2 separate regions of the Homo sapiens genome follow, and region 1 is linked to region 2. A link is a loop called in an ENCODE intact Hi-C map of the cell type or tissue named here. Cell type or tissue: PC-9. All regions are shown on one strand. Links, peaks and the distances in the headings refer to the core of each region. The heading gives the core; the rest is flanking DNA.

Region 1 (8,047 bases), core at 1,765-6,764, 430 kb after region 2:
GGATCCCCTGGTCACAGTGATGAAGGTGGAAAAGGTCCCCCAGGAGACCTATGCCAATACTGGGAGGTTGGATAATCAAATTCAGGAAATTAAGGAATCTGTGGAGCTTCCTCTCACCCATGCTGAACATTATGAAGAGATGGGTATAAAGCCTCCTAAGGGGGTCATTCTCTATGGTCCACCTGGCATAGTTAAAACCTTGCTAGCCAAAGCGGTAGCAAACCAAACCTCAGCCACTTTCTTGAAAGTGGTTGGCTCTGAACTTATTCAGAAGTACCTAGGTGATGGGCCCAAACTTGTACGGGAATTGTTTCAAGTTGCTGGAGAACATGCACCATCCATCGTGTTTACTGATGAAACTGACGCCATTGGGACAAAAAGATATGACTCAAATTCTGGTGGTGAGAGAGAAATTCAGCAAACAATGTTGGAACTGTTGAACCAGTTGGATGGATTTGATTCTAGGGGAGATGTGAAAGATATCATGACCACAAACTGAAGAGAAACTTTGGATCCAGCACTTATCAGACCAGGCCGCACTGGCAGGAAGATCAAGTTCCCCCTGCCTGATGAAAAGACTAAGAAGTGCATCTTTCAGATTCACACAAGCAGGATGATGCTGGCAGATGATGTAACCCTGGATGACTTGATCGTGGCTAAAGATGACCTCTCTGATGCTGACATCAAGGCAAATCTGTACAGAAGCTGGTCTGATGGCCTTAAGAGAACGTAGAATGAAAGCAACAAATGAAGACTTCAAAAAATCTAAAGAAAATGTTCTTTATAAGAAACAGGAAGGCACCCCTGAGGGGCTGTCTCTCTAGTGAACCACAGCTGCCATCAGGAAAATGGTTGGGAGATTTCTCAATCCCTGAAAGGGATGAGGTTGGGGGATTTGCCCAGAGGAATCCCTGTTCCCAGTGATTTTTATTAGAAAAACATCCTGTGTCTTTTGGAGTACAATGTGTAAGTGCCCATTGGGTGGCCTTCGTCTGTTGGTCACTGTGCAGCAGTCTGCTTCCCAGTAAAGTGTGCTCTTTCTCACACACACACACACACACACACACACACACACACACAAAGAATCTCGCTCTGTTGCCCAGGCTGGAGTGCAGTGGCACAATCTTGGCTCACTGCAATCTCTGCCTCCCAGGTTCAAGCGATTCTCTGCCTCAGCCTCCAGAGTAGCTGGTATTACAGACGTGCGCCACCACACCCAGCTAATTTTTGTATTTTTAGCAGAGATGGGGTTTTGCCATGTTGGCCAGGCTGGTCTCAGACTCCTAACCTCAAGTGATCCACCCGCTTCAGCCTCCCAAAGTGCTGGGATTACAGGTGTAAGCCACCACACCAGCCAGACTTCTTAAAAATAATATTTTCTGTACAAAGCAAGAGTAAGAAGGTGGTCAGGAGACTTATCAGATTGAAATGATCTCCATGAAGTCCCAGAAAGGTAAAGGAGACTTCTCACTTCCCACTCAGCTCTCAGGCCCATGAAAACCACCCATCCACATCATACATACTGCAAGGTGACCTGAATTCCAAAGTCCTGACTGCTTCTCACCTTTTATCCTCCCCAGGAACTGTAGTTAATAACATTCACCCTGTATTAGTCCGTTTTCACACTGCTATAAAGAATTGCCCAAGACTGGATAATTTATAAAGAAAAGAGGCTTAAATTCCACATGTCTTGGGAAGCCAACTTCCTTGGGAAGGAAACTTACAGTCATGGCAGAAGGGGGAGCAGACTCATCTTACATGGTGGCAGGCAAGAGAGACTGTGTGACAGCACGAGAAAAACTACCATTATAAAACCATCAGATCTCGTGAGAATTCACTCATTATCACGTGAACAGCATGGGGGAAACTACTCCCATCATTCAATTACTTTTCTCCCTTGACATCTGAGGATTACAATTCAAAATGAGATTTGGCCGGGCACAGTGGCTCACGCCTGCAATCCCAGCACTTTGGGAGGCCGAGGTGGGTGGATCACCTGAGGTCAGGAGTTCAAGACCAGCCTGGCCAACATGGCAAAACCCCATCTGTAGAGAAAATACAAAAATTAGCTGGGTGTGGTGGCAGGTGCCTGTAATCCTAGCTACTTTGGAGGCTGAGGCAGGAGAATCTCTTGAACCTGGGAGGCGGAGGTTGCAGTGAGCAGAGATCGCACCAGTGCACTCCAGCTTAGGCAACAGCATGAGACTCCATCTCAAAAAAAAGAAAAAAGACAAAATGAGATTTGGATAGGGACACAAAGCCTAACCATATCACACCCCATTGGCCACCCACCCACCTCCTCCTCCTAGAAGCTCTTCCCTCCCTGTGAGTTGGCAGGTGAACTTCTGTTGTTCCTTTCTGGCCACATCTCCCACCTCCTTTACTCACTCTACTCTCTTCCTCTGGAAACTAAACATAGGCATTTCACAAGGCTCTCCTCTCTTCCTTAAAAAACTCACTCATTTTACACCTTCAACTCTCTCCTTCATACAGATGATTCTGTTTTATCAGCTCACCCCTCACTTCACTCTTGAGTCCCAGACTCAAATTTCCAACTACCTGCTGGAAATCTGCACTTCATTGGCCCATGGCTGTTTTAAACTCCATCTGCTCAAAACCGAAAGCAAGACAACCCCCTGAAAACCTACTTCTTCTGCACTTTCCACTCTTCTGTTCCTTCATGTGAGAAAATATCCACACGAAGTACAGCACATATTCTCGTCTCTGAGTGTACCATCCTCCCTGCACCCCTGCACTCAACTAGAAATTTCCATTCTCCTTAGCTGTTTTCTAGTGCCCATACTACTGATTCTGAACTCAGGGGATTATCTGCAAACACAAGTTCCAAGGCCCCATCTGCAGGTTTGAAAACCACTGCTCTTGACACAACATTTTCTAGGTGAAATCAGACCAAGGGAATGCTTGTACCACATCAGACAGTCCCCTGTTAAAACTGTTTTCACGGGGCTGTGATTTGTTGCGATACCCTTGGCTGCTTAAAGGCTGCTACAAAAAGGCATATGATTAAAATTGCTGTTGTACTCATGCCAGAGGCGTAGCTGAGCATGTTAACATTACATCACAGAGGGGGCCTTTTATGAGGCAGGGTCCCTGACTGATGAGCAAACCACCAGAGGAGGGTCAGGCGAGAGGCCCAGTGGAGGGTAACACACATGGAGTTCAGTGACCCCTTTGTTCCTTGAGGAGAGAGGACCTATTTCTACCTAAGGACATTCCCGGAAGGCAATGGGTTTCAAACAATATCCTGAAGAGACTCATCTCGGGGAACTAAGCAGGTAGGAATGGAAAGGAGGAAATGGGAGGGGAGAGGAAGTCAATCTGGGACCCTCATCCCGGCTTCAACCAAAAGCTTCACTCTCATCTGCCTGATGGATGGAGCTACAATGTTTTTGAACAAGAGATTCCATTTGAACAAAGAGCTCTGGGTTCTGTAACTTTAAGAGTTTGGGTGGTTTTTTTTTCTTTTCATTTGTTTGTTTGTTTTTTGCCACATCAGATTTTATAGAGAATTTAAGAGTTTTAAAACTACAATTAGGCCGGGTATGGTGGCTCAGGCCTGTAATCCCAGCACTTTGGGAGGCCAAGGCGGGCTGAGGTCAGGAGTTCGAGACCAGCATGGCCAACATGGTAAAACCCCGTCTCTACTAAAAAAAATTACAAAAATTAGCCAGGTGTGGTGGTGCGCGCCTGTAATTCCAGTTACTCTGGAGGCTGAGGAATAAGAATCGCTTGAATCCTGGAGGCAGAGCCTGCAGTGAGTCGAGATGGCACCACTGCACTCCAGCCTGGGTGACAGTGAGACACTGTCGTAAAATAAATAAAATAAAACTACAAATATAGAGGAGCAGAGAGTGGCAAAGCAGATTGAGGACAGACTTCAGAAGGCCTTGAACTCTAATGTAAAGCATTCAGATTTTCACCTCAGGCCAGTGGGGACTCGCCAAAAGCTTTTGTGGAAGGAACAGAATGGTGAAAGCAATGCTGAACAGAGCCTAACTTGGTTACAGTGTTCAGGATGGAGACCAGAGTTGGAAGATAAAACAGAGGCACCAACTACCAGGTGTTTTCTACAATAAGGGCCTCAATCAGGTTTTTTTAAGGAAAAGATGCATTCCATGAAGTCAAATATCCAAGAAGAGGTATACATTGCACACAATACTTTATTTGATCCTTTTCTACATTCCCCAGGGGTGTATTCCTGTCACCATTGGAGATGAGGAAATAAGGCCCTGAGGCTCAAGTCATTTGTCCAAGATTACATAGTGAGCAAATGACTAAACTGTAATTCAATGCCAAGTCTGTTTTTTGTTTTTTATTTGAGACAGAGTCTCGCTCTGTCACCAGGCTGGAGTGCAGTGGCGTACAGTCTTGGCCCACTGCAAACTCTGTCTCCTGGGTTCAAGCGATTCTCCTGCCTCAGCCTCCTGAGTAGCTGGGACTACAGGCATGTGACACCACACTAATTTTTTGTATTTTTAATAGAGACTGGGTTTCACCACGTTGGCCAGGATGGTCTTGATCTCTTGACCTCGTGATCTGCCCTCCTCGGCCTCCCAAAGTGCTGGGATTACAGGCGTGAGCCACAGCCCCCGGCTGTCTGTTAAACTGTTTACTGTATTGTATGACCTCCAGCCATCCAAATCCCTTACCTGGGCATTCAAGACCTTAAAAAATCAGACTTCTAAAATGTGTGCATTTTATCATATGCGGATAGTACCTAATTTAAAAGTTAAGCTGATCCTCAAAACACTTGTTATTTTCTGATTTTTTTATAGTTGCCATCCTAGTGGGTGTGAGATAATATCTTATTAGGAAACCTCATTTGTTTTTAACTTTTTTGTTAATTAATGTATTTAAGACTATAAATTTGCCTTTAAGTACTGCTTTAGATGTGTACAAATTCAATCATGTAGTATTTTATTCAGTTCTATTTTTTTTAGTCCAAATGTTATTTAATAGTGTGCTATTTAGTTTCTGAATAAGCAGGACTTTATTTTAGCCATCTTTTAAAAAATATTAATTCTGTGATGGCATTGTAGTTGGAAAACATTGTCAGAATGGGATTGATTCCTTGGAACTTACTGAAACTTCCTTTATGGCCTAATATGTGATCTATTATTGCAGATGTTTTAGGTATAATCAAAAGAATGTTTTCTGTTTGTGTTGTGTACACACACACACACACACACACACACACACACATATATATATATATATTTGAGACAGAATCTTGCTCTGTCACCCAGGCATGATCTTGACTTACTGCAACCTCCACCTCCAGGGTTCAAGCAATTCTCATGCCTCAGCCTCCCAAGTACCTGGGACTACAGGTCCGTGCCACCATGCCTAATTTTTGTATTTTTAGTAAAGATGGGTTTTCACCATGTTGTCCAGGCTGATCTCAAACTCCTGGTCTCAAGTGATCTGCCCACCTTGTCCTCCCAAAGTACTGGGATTACAGTTATGAGCCACCACACCTGGCCATATATTTTTAATTGTATTTTTGCCCATTCATATCAATGAATAAACATTTCCAAATGCAACTGTTAATTTTTGAATTTTTTCTATGTATCTGATATAGCTCAAGATTGTATTGGTAGGTGTTATATGTTTATGATGATTATTTTGATTTTATACTGTTCCTTAAACATTTTTAAACAGTGAAATATAACTTACATGAATAAAGTTTATAAATCTTATATGCATATTTAAAGCAATACTTACAGACATCCATATAACCACCACTAAGGTCAAGAAATAGGCTGGGCACAGTGGCTCACACCTGTAATCCCAGCACTTTGGGAGGCCAAGATGGGTGGATCACCTGAGGTCAGGAGTTCAAGACCAGCCCGGCCAACATGGCAAAATCCCATCTCTATTAAAAATACAAAAATTGGCATGTGCCTGTACTCTCAGCTGCTTGGGAGGCTGAGACAGGAAGAATCGCTTGAACCCAGGAGGCAGAGGTTGCAGTGAGCCAAGATCATGTCACTGCACTCCAGCCTGGGTGACAGAGTGGGACCCTGTCTTAAAAAAAATAAAATAAAATAAAATAAAATATTGTTAACTTTTTTTTAGTTAACAGTTTTAAAAATAAACTCACCTTTCTAACCTTTTCTGGCACTAATCCACCTTCTCCACCAACCCTTCCATACACCTCATGCTTCTTAGGGATAAGGCTGTTTGTCACTATGCACTAATTCTGCTATTCATTGCACCCAGTCATTTTGCTTGTTTGAGACAGGGTCTCACTTTATTGCCCAGGCTGGAGTGCAGTGGCCCCGTCTTGGCTCACTGCAACCTCCGCCTCCTGAGTTCAAGCAATTCTCCTGCCTCAGCCTGCCAAGTAGCTGGAATTAAAGGCACTCACCACCCCATGCCCGGCTAATTTTTGTATTTTTAGTAGAGACGGGATTTCATCATGTTGGTCAAGCTGGTCTTGAACTTCTGACCTTGTGATCCGCCTGCCTCGGCTTCCCAAAGTGCTGGGATTACAGGCGTGAGCCATTGCACCCAGCCGCCCCCAGTCATTTTTATGGCTTCTCTTACACCTAGTGATGACTGTCATGTGAGGGTCCCTTCCCCCACCTCCCCTGCCAAAAACCTCCCCAGGCTTCAAACTGCAGCTAAGTGGTACCTCTGTAGAGTGTCCTTCACTCTCTCCTCAAGAGGGAACCTCTGTCTCTCTATTCTCTATATCTTTACACCTTTTTAAAAAATTACCCTTAAGTCAGCTTTCATATTCTTCTCATATTGTGGTTATTTTGTCACCTATTACATATAAACTCCTTGAAGACAGGACAAAGGTCTTAACCTCTGATTTTCCTTAGCTTGATTCGGTGTGAGGCATATGGTAAGTGCTCAACCAATATTTTAAAGAAATGAATAGAATCTCTTCTTTAATTCAGCTATGTTTCATTATTCAAGATAGCTAGCATTTTTTCCCCTTAAAACATCTCTTTGGCCAGGCACGGTGGCTCATGCCTGTAATCTCAGCACTTTGGGAGGCCGAGGCGGGCAGATTGTCTGTGTTCAGGAGTTCAAGACCAGCCTGGCCAAAATAGTGAAACCCTGTCTCTGCTAAAAATACAAAAGATTAGCTGGGCGTGGTGGCATGCACCTGTAATCCCAGCTACTCAGGAGTCCGAGGCAGGAGAATCACTTGAACCTGGGAGGTGGAGGTTGCAGTGAGCTGAGATCATGCCATTGCACTCTAGCTTGGGCAACAAGAGTGAAATTCCATCTCAAAAAACAAAACAAAACAAATCTCTTTATGTTCATTTCTTTTCCATTTTGATTGCTGCTCTGCAGAAAGAGAAAGAGGAAGGATCGAAAGAAGAATAAAAGGAAAGAAAGGAGGAAGGGAGGGAGAAAGGGAGGGAGGGAAGGAGGGAGGGAGGGAGGGAAGGAAGGAAGGAAGGAAGGAAACTACATTTAGATCCCCTTTCCAGACCAATTACATGAGAATTTCTGGAGAATGAGTCCAGCATCCTTAATTTTCTCATGTGCCACCAGGATTGAGAACCACTGCTTTTTTGGTCCCTTTTAATTTCACCAGTTTTATCTCTAAACCTCTAAAACAGGGAGGGAGGGAGGGAGGAACCCAGTGGCTTTTAGGGCCTCGTTTCACAGGCCCATCCAATCTATTCAGCTACTTCTTCCAACAGATGCCTCTGCTCCAAGGCTCATCCAGGTCCCACAGGCACGCTGTGCTCCCGTCTTTATTCTCTGCTCCTTGTACCTGGATGTTTCCCTTCTCCCCTCCCCTACTCACATTCTAACCATCCTTCCAAGCTATTCCCTCCTCCTCAAAGCTTCCCAGACCACTACTATCATCCCTTTCTAAATCCCTGTGGTTGAAATAAGCATGCTGACCGTAGCTAATAACACTGTATTGAATGCTGGAAATTGGCAAAGAGTGTAGATTTCAGGTGTTCTCACCACACACACACACACACACACACACACACAAAGGTAACTGTCAGGAGATGGATATGTTAATTTGCTTGACTGTAGTATTCATTTC
Region 2 (8,047 bases), core at 1,109-6,108:
TCCCAGAAAGAAACACCAACCCCATTAATAGTCACTTCCCATGCTCCCCTCCTCCAGCCCTTGGCAACCACTAATCTACTTTCTGTCTCTATGGATTTGCCTTTCCAGACTTCATATAAATGGAATCTATAACGTGGCTTTTGGGGTCTGGCTTATTTTATGTAGCATAATGTTCTCAAGGTTCACCCATGTTGTTGTATATATTGGTTTTTCATTCTTCTCATGGCTGAATAATATTCAATTGTATGTATAGACCACATTTTGTTTATCCATTCATCAATTGATAGACATTTGTGTTGTTTTCACTTTTTGGCTATCATGAATAATGCCTCTGTGAACCTTTGTGTACAGGTTATTATGTGGATGTATCTTTTCAATTCTCTTAGGCATGTATCTAGGAACAGAATTACTGTTTAATTTACTTTAGAATAGCAAAATTGTTTTCCAGAGGGAAACACCATTTTACATTTTCACCAGCAGTGTATGAGAGTTCCAGTATCTCCACACTCTCTCCGCCACATTTGTCTATCTTTTTTATTATAGCTATCCTGGTAGGTGCGAAGTGGTACCTCATTGTGGTTTTGATTTTCATTTTCCTAATTACTAGTGATGCTGAACATCTTTTCTTTGCATATTGGCCATTTGTATATCTTTTTTGTATGTAATTTCTGCCTATTCAAATCGGTTGCTCAAAAAATTTCGTTCCTTGTCTTTTTATGATTACATTATAAGAACTCTTTATATATTCTAAATACTAGATGCTTATCATATATATGATTTGCAAGTATTTTCTCCTATTCTGTGGGTTGTCTTGTCACTTTCTTGATAGTGCCCTTTGCCACAAAAAAGTTTTTAATGTTGATCAAGTCTATTTTTTGACTTCATCTGTAAAATCCATAATTTTGATGTATCTTTCTTTTTCTTTTTTTGCTTAACGCTTTTGGTGTCACGTCTAAGAAACCATTGCTTAATCCAAGGTCACACAGATTTACTCCTCTGTTCTTTTTAGAGTATCATATCTTAGCACTTACACTTAAATCTCTGATTCATTTTGAGCTAATTTTGTATGTGGTGTGAGGTACAGGTCCAACTTCATTCTTTTCCATGTGGATAGCCAGTTATTCCAACACCATTTGTTTGAAAGACTATTCTTTCTTCATTGGGTTTCCTGGGAACCCTTGTCAAAAACCAATTAACTATAAATATATGATTTTATTTCTGGACTCTCAATACATGTCTATCCTTATGGCAGTACTGCACTGTCTTGGTTAGTGTAGATTTGTCATACATTTTGAAATTGGAAAGTTTGTGTCTTTCAACTTTGTTTTTTTTCAAGACTGTTTTGGCTATTCTGGGTCCCGTGTATTTCTATATAAATTTTATGATCAGTTTGTCAATTTAGACAAAAGAGGCGGCAGGAATTTTCATAAGGATTGCATTGAATCTGTAGATCAACTTAAGGAGTATTGCCATGTTAATGTTATTGTCTTCTAGAGTGTTATTCTTAAAAAAACAAGACAAATCACTGATTTCAACAGTTACTCAACTTCCATTTGCAACAGTTTAGTTTTTCTGCAATGTAAGTCACTCCTATTTACTCCAGCTACATTAAAAAATGGAATGCTTCACCTTGTCTGTAAATTATCTTCTTTGTACCAGATGAGCTCAACTATATTTCCTTATGAGACCTTAACGATTCCATTTTACTAGGGTTATTAGGTGTAGGTACTATATGAATTTCACTAAAAGATGAAGAAATCAGCTGGCCATGGTGGCTCACGCCTATAATCCCAGCACTTCGGGAGGCTGAGGCCGGTGGATCACCTGAGGTCAGGAGTTCGTGACTAGCCTGGCTAACATGGTGAAATCCCATCTCTACTAAAAATACAAAAATTAGCCAGGTGTCGTGGCATGCACATGTAATCCCAGCTACTTAGGAGGCTGAGGCAGGAGAATCACTTGAACCCAGGAGGCGGCGGTTGCAATGAGCCGAGATTGCGCCATTGCAGTCCAGCCTGAGTAACAAGAGTGAAATTTCATCTCAAAAAAAAAAAAAAAAAAAAAAGATGAAGAAGTCAAGGCAAAAAAACTAACATTCAAGCAATTACCTCACTTGCCACAGAAGAACAGCTAGATCTGTGATGAGAATGAAAGACTGTAGTTCCCACAGTACTGTGCTCTCCCGAGGAATTAGGAAGAGCTGGTTTCCCATCCCAACTGCTTGTTCTCCGTTCCCCTGTCTTAGTGTGGAATTTTGAAAAAGTACTTAATTTCTCTGAATCTGTTTTTTTATCTTCATTACGGTGGTGTGATCCAGGTGACCAAGTGACCTCGTGGGCCTGTGTCTGTAATATGACACACTCATTTTTAATGACAAATTATAGTTACCAAAGCTACACCCTCCCCAGCCTGGCTTCCAGAAACCCTCTTCACAGTGTCCCCTATTTGTTCTGAGTCTCAAAAGAGTGTCTCCTGTGCGCAGAGCCAGTCTGTTAGCTGCAGTCGTCTGCTCCATCACATCACTCCCGTTGACTCTCCTGCACCTGTTCCCCACCTCCACCCACCTTGTTTCTGCAGGGCCACAAGGAGTGCTTGTCATTGCATTGCCAAAACCAGGCAAGGTTGTTGTTTTGGGATTCATTCAAAGCTCCCTGTCCTATGGGCACCAGAGCAGGGCTGTTTCTATGCAGACAAGAAGAATAGTCTCCTCCACTCCAAATGCAGCAAGCAAGTCTGCCCAGCCCTGGAGTCCTTGACTCATACTTGAAGAATCCTATCAGCGTCATGCCCTTGTATTCCTGGCCATACTCCAGCTGGTGGAAGCCCTTAGAGGGGGGAAACATAGCATTCCATCACCACCTTCTCCCCATCACCTAGCCTGCTCCTCTCTCCCAGGTCACCACATAGAAGCTTGGATTAATGCAAGCCCACCAAAAGAAAACTGGCATGGGGCAAGGGGTGGGGGACCGTGTGTGGATCTTACCAGCAGCAGCTGGTGCCTGCTCTGGGGGCAAACATGAGGTCTCTGATGATTTAAAATGATACCTACCCCGGGAGGTGGCGTGAGATTAACTGAAATAATGCAAGGCAAGTCCTGGCACCAAAGACATTCCCCCCAGGGTTTCAAAATGTCAAAGATGATGAGGTCCCTTCTCTGGTAAAGGGTGCATTTATTTTCCAAATACTTCTCACTGCCTCAACGGAAATTTGCCTGGGCCTGTGGTTCCAGGGAACACTGTTTGGGGCAACCCCGTTTTCTTCCCGTGGACATGTGTGGCTCCATTCGAGTCCAGGAGGCAGACCAAACGCAGGGTCAGAATCGCTGCCTCGTATGCTCACCTGGACAGGCACTGGGAGATGAAGGACCATCTGTCTCTCGGTCCATGGTTTGGTCCAGCTGGTGCAAGAACCCCAGGTGCCGAAGGCGTTGCAGCCACCCTCCCCTGCCCACATGCCTGGGCGTCTCCGAACACTCCCCTTGGCGTCCACCACAAATAGAAGATTGTTTCATCCACCCATGCAAGGTCTTTCCCAGGACTCCTCCTACCCAGAAACCCAGGTGGTTCTCAGGGAGCTGCGCCAATCCCTCTGGCTGCACCCCGCAGACCCTGCCCACGCTCCAGCGCCACGTCCTCCGCAAGCGCGGTGATATGGCTCATCCTTCCCTTCTCGCCTTTCTCACAGCCCAGGTGCTGCACCCAGGCAGTCTGACGAAGCTGTTCCCGCTCCCAATCTGGCCAGACACGGCTCTGCGTAATTGCGCTCTGCGGTCCACCTGCTCCCCCGCGGCAGTCCCCCAGCTCCGCAGCAGGTGGGGCCGCCGCACAACCTCGCAGGCCCAGTGAGACATAGGAAACGCCAAACTGGGTTACGTAAGTGGGTTAGGCAGGTGGCGGGCGAGGTGCGTTCTACAGGAAAGTTGTGAATCAGGAGTCTGGCAACGTGAATTCTCAGTTCTCCTTTTGGTTTCATTACAACAAGCAGCTATTGGATGTCTGGTGTGTTCGCAGAAGTGTGATAGATGACTCCGTGTCGGAATACAGAAGCAGAGGGAGGGCTCTGGGAACAAAGCCCTGAGGATGAGACGCAGTCCTCAAACTCGACAGTTCACAGTCCGCAGGGGAGCAGACGTGGGAGCAATAATACAGCACATTACCACACATATAATAGTGAAAAATGTATGCAAGGTGTGGGGGGAGGGGGTGGATGGAGCGGGGAGGGGGGTGGATGGAGCAGGGAGGGGGAAAGAGAGCGATTCTTTCTGGAGTCAGTAAAGTCTCCAGGGACGCTCAACCTGAGTTTTGAAGAACAGATACAATTTTGCAAGGTGGCCAAGAGCATAGAAGAACGTTCTTGTTAGAGGAAACCAGAGTCGGGGGGTTTGGTGCCCTCCCATAATCTCCTCAACACCCTTCAAAGCTACCCTAAATAAGCATTCTAAGCATAAATAGCTAGTTTGCTATGTGAAATGTGAACTCCATGTCAAGACAAATCTGTACTGTCCTTTTCAATCCTACATACTAGCTTGAGCTGACACTCAGGGAGAGGTGTGGGTTGGGGCTTTGGGGACAAAGGACTGAGTAGTTCTGGAACTACAACAGGGGCAGACAAGACCATAAAGGACTTTGGAGGTCATGCTTAAGGACTTAAGCTTTATCTTGTAGGCTGGAGCTTGCAAGCTGGTGGCCATGAGATGACCTTTTTTTTTTTTTTTTTAAACCCTACGTACTTGTTTTGTTTAATTCTTATAAAGTTTTAAAAGTCAGTACCTTTCTGGCATCTCTTGGAAAAATCGGAGGGTTTGATGTCACTGGACTCACCATCCTGCCATAAGCTGGCTCCAGGTTGTAGCTGCTTCCTGGAAACCAGGCACCAGCTTGCCCTTTGTCTCAGTCCCTGCCATTCCCTCAGGCTTCCTGGGATCCTGTCTGGGCTCTGCAGGGGTCTCAGTCCCTGGAGGCAACAGGGACACACTTATCACTTGTCAGCACAGTCCAACGGTAAGATCTGGGCTGGTAACATGGTGAGGTGATTGAATTTGAAAGGAAGGGATGGAAGCAGGGAAACATGTCAGTCAGCCTTAGAGAGGAGAGTCCAGATTCAAGTAAAGTGGGAAACCTGTCCCTCCACTCCCCACCCGTGCACGTGCAGGTACACTCAGGCACACACTCTGAGTACAGCAAGACTGCTCTCTCTTCTTCAACTCTTTGAGTTCTTAGTTTCTTAAGATTTCTTTACCCTGTCAAGAATCACTCATGTTTAATTAAGACCACTTTCTTTTGAGAATAGGAGGGAAGTACAAATACCATTTTTTTGTAGGCCTGCTTCTCCCTTCTGCCCTCACCCTTAGAGATGGAGCTGGGTTTTGGCCCAAGGAGAACTTCAAATCTTGGACCATCAATTTTCCGACTCTAAAGGACCCCTCGCAGGATTAAGCTGCATACTTTTCGAGTATCTCTAGTATTCATCCCCCAAAGAACCAGTGCAATATTCTTCCCCTGCTAAGGAAAAATGGAGAATTGTAGGATGAAGTGTGTCAGGGGAATAAAAGAGAAGGTACCCTCTGTGGCCCTAGAGCCATGTATAATCCACTGCAAATCCCCTCTCCAAATTACAGTGATTTGTAGTGGAGGGAAAAAAAAGAAAAAGACTGAATTTCATTCCTGCCTTCAACATTTTCATCCAGTCCACTGTTTGGTGACCCACTTGGAGTGGCTCTTAGTCTCCATTAGTGCAGCAGGATGGGAGAAGGATTGTACAATGTCAGTCTGTTGCCAGGCAGACGAAAACCAAGTAGTAGTATTTCTCTGGCAAATAATCTAGCCAGTCTTGGTCTCTATTGCTAGAGCTAATTACACTCACAGGTGCCATGTTACTTATTTAATCATCTTATTCAATGCCACTCTTCAACATTGCACTTTTAAATAAAATAAGGTTTCTTTGCATGGTCTCAATGATAAATGCCAGTAGAGACAGAAATGAAGATTTGAAATTTCCTGTTGTGTATATGCTCTCCCCTGCTCGGAACATGTATGCCTACTAGCAATCAGTTTTCATGCACCAGTTGTGGTGTGCTGAGTGGGCGGCAGAGACTGGGACAGAGGCTCACTCATTGATTCAGCAAACATTCTGTCCTAGAGTGGGTTCTCAGGGAAGCAGATGCTAAGTCAAGGATTCAAGAGCAAGGAGTTTATTGGCACTCTGGAAGTGAAGAAGACAGAAAGGAGGGTGGCCAGTAAAGGGTGCATTGTTGAATTTGCTACCATTGTGGGAGCTTAATCATACTGGGAAACTTTAAGATCCAGTGTAGAATACATGCCTCAGAGTTATCTCACCAAGGGGTGAGGAAGCTTGGGTATTTCTACACAAAGTCCCATCAATCACTGGTTGAGGCTGCTCCTAGGGAGCATGACTTTCCTGGAACTTATGCCTTGATCCTGAAATAGGCAAAGCAGGCTTTAGTGGCCAGAGAAAGCCCTGGGGCAAGCAGGGGCTGGCAGTTGGAAGTTGGACCAGCTTCAACTAAAGAGATAAGCACAAGGGGCTATGGATGGGGCAGTGACAGAATCTGCAACATATTCTTTGAGGACTTCCTGTGTGCCAGGCACTGTCAGGTCACCATTATAGAGATGGATTTTGTCTCTGCCTTCATAGAGCTTATAGGTTAGTAGAGGAGATGGACAAGTAACCAGGCAGAGCCCAAAAGATGGGATATTTTCGGATGGTAGGAAAGAGAAGTGTGTCTCAGTAGGCCTCCTGGAGAAGGTAACACCTAAGCTAGCCCTGAATTAGGAATAGAAATGTTTATAGGTGGCTGGAAGCAGCATGTGCAAAGGTCCTAAGGAGACTGAGTTTGCAGCAAGTTTAAGAAACTACAAAGGCTGGGCACGGTGGCTCACGCCTGTAATCCCAGCACTTTGGGAGGCCAAGGCGGGTGGATCACGAGGTTAGGAGATCGAGACCATCCTGGCTAACACGGTGAAACCCCGTCTGTACTAAAAATACAAAAAATTAGCTGGGTGTGGTGGCGGGTGCCTGTAGTCCCAGCTACTCGGGAGGCTGAGGCAAGAGAATGGTGTGAACCCAGGAGGCGGAGCTTGCAGTGAGCCGAGATAGTGCCACTGCAGTCCGGCCTGGGCGACAGACTGAGACTCCTTCTCAAAAAAAAAGAAACTACAAAAACTTGATATGCCTGGATTGTAGAATTTAAGAGATTAAAAGAATAAGGGAATAAGGGTAAGAATAAGGGTGGTTAAAGAATCTGGAGGGGGAGCCAGACAGTGGAGAAGTTGGAAAACTGCTTGGATAGTTCCTAGAGGCATTTCTTTCCCAAGACCAATTCTACTTCCAATTAGGATTTCAAGTCCTTAAGTGGTCATCCCTAGCCTCTCCCTACCTGTTTTGATCTTGCACACAACCTTTTCTCTTATACAAATTCTAACAGAAGTTTTCACATTTTAAATAGGAAGCCTAATAAAAGTTTACTTGATTTTTGCTGCAGATTAAACTAATATGCAATTGACAAATTATTTCTTTTCTTGAATTCAGTCACTGGTTCAAGTAGTACAGTTATGTGTTCCTTCATGACGGGGATCTGTTCTGAGAAATGCATCGTTAGTCGATTTCATCATCATCTGACCATCATAGAGTGTATTTACACAAACTGAGATGGGGTGGCCTCCTACACACCTAGGCTATAAGGTATGGCCTATTGTTCCTCACCTGCAAATCTGGACAGCAGGTTAATGTACTGAATACCGTAGGCAATTGTAACACAATGGTAGGGATTTGTTTATCTAAACATATTTAAACACAGGAAAGTACAGTAAATAAATAATTTAAAAGATTAAAATTGGTACACTGTATAGGACAGCTCCACTATAATCTTATAAGACCGCCATTGCATATTTGGTCTGCCATAGATGGAAATGTCATTATGCAGTTAAGATACTTTAACCTAGGCAGTGGGGTGTGGCATGCTGTGTTTCCCAAAGATGGTTTCAATGATAGCTCCTAACTCACACTCTTATTACAACATGACTTTGAC

What was found. Peaks named below come from ENCODE experiments on the same cell type or tissue, not always from the same donor. Only the 100,000 strongest peaks of a DNase experiment are listed, where the experiment ranks them.
Region 1: a loop joins it to region 2, with 17 times the contacts of the local background. A loop is called at or near these places in 1 of 110 quality-filtered maps.

The regions. Positions count from the first base shown.
Region 1 is chr6:4,702,956-4,711,002 of GRCh38, forward strand. It overlaps the pseudogene PSMC1P11 and a transcript of CDYL not described here. Among named protein-coding and RNA genes, the nearest start is that of CDYL-AS1, 68 kb to the right of the region's middle. In PC-9, for the core only: no CTCF peak of the experiment used is centred there; a DNase peak (open chromatin) is centred at 4,236; H3K27ac peaks cover 1,319 bases.
Region 2 is chr6:4,278,171-4,286,217 of GRCh38, forward strand. No RefSeq gene overlaps it. Among named protein-coding and RNA genes, the nearest start is that of ECI2-DT, 150 kb to the left of the region's middle. In PC-9, for the core only: CTCF peaks have their summits at 3,822 and 4,024; DNase peaks (open chromatin) are centred at 2,741 and 3,851; H3K4me3 peaks cover 928 bases.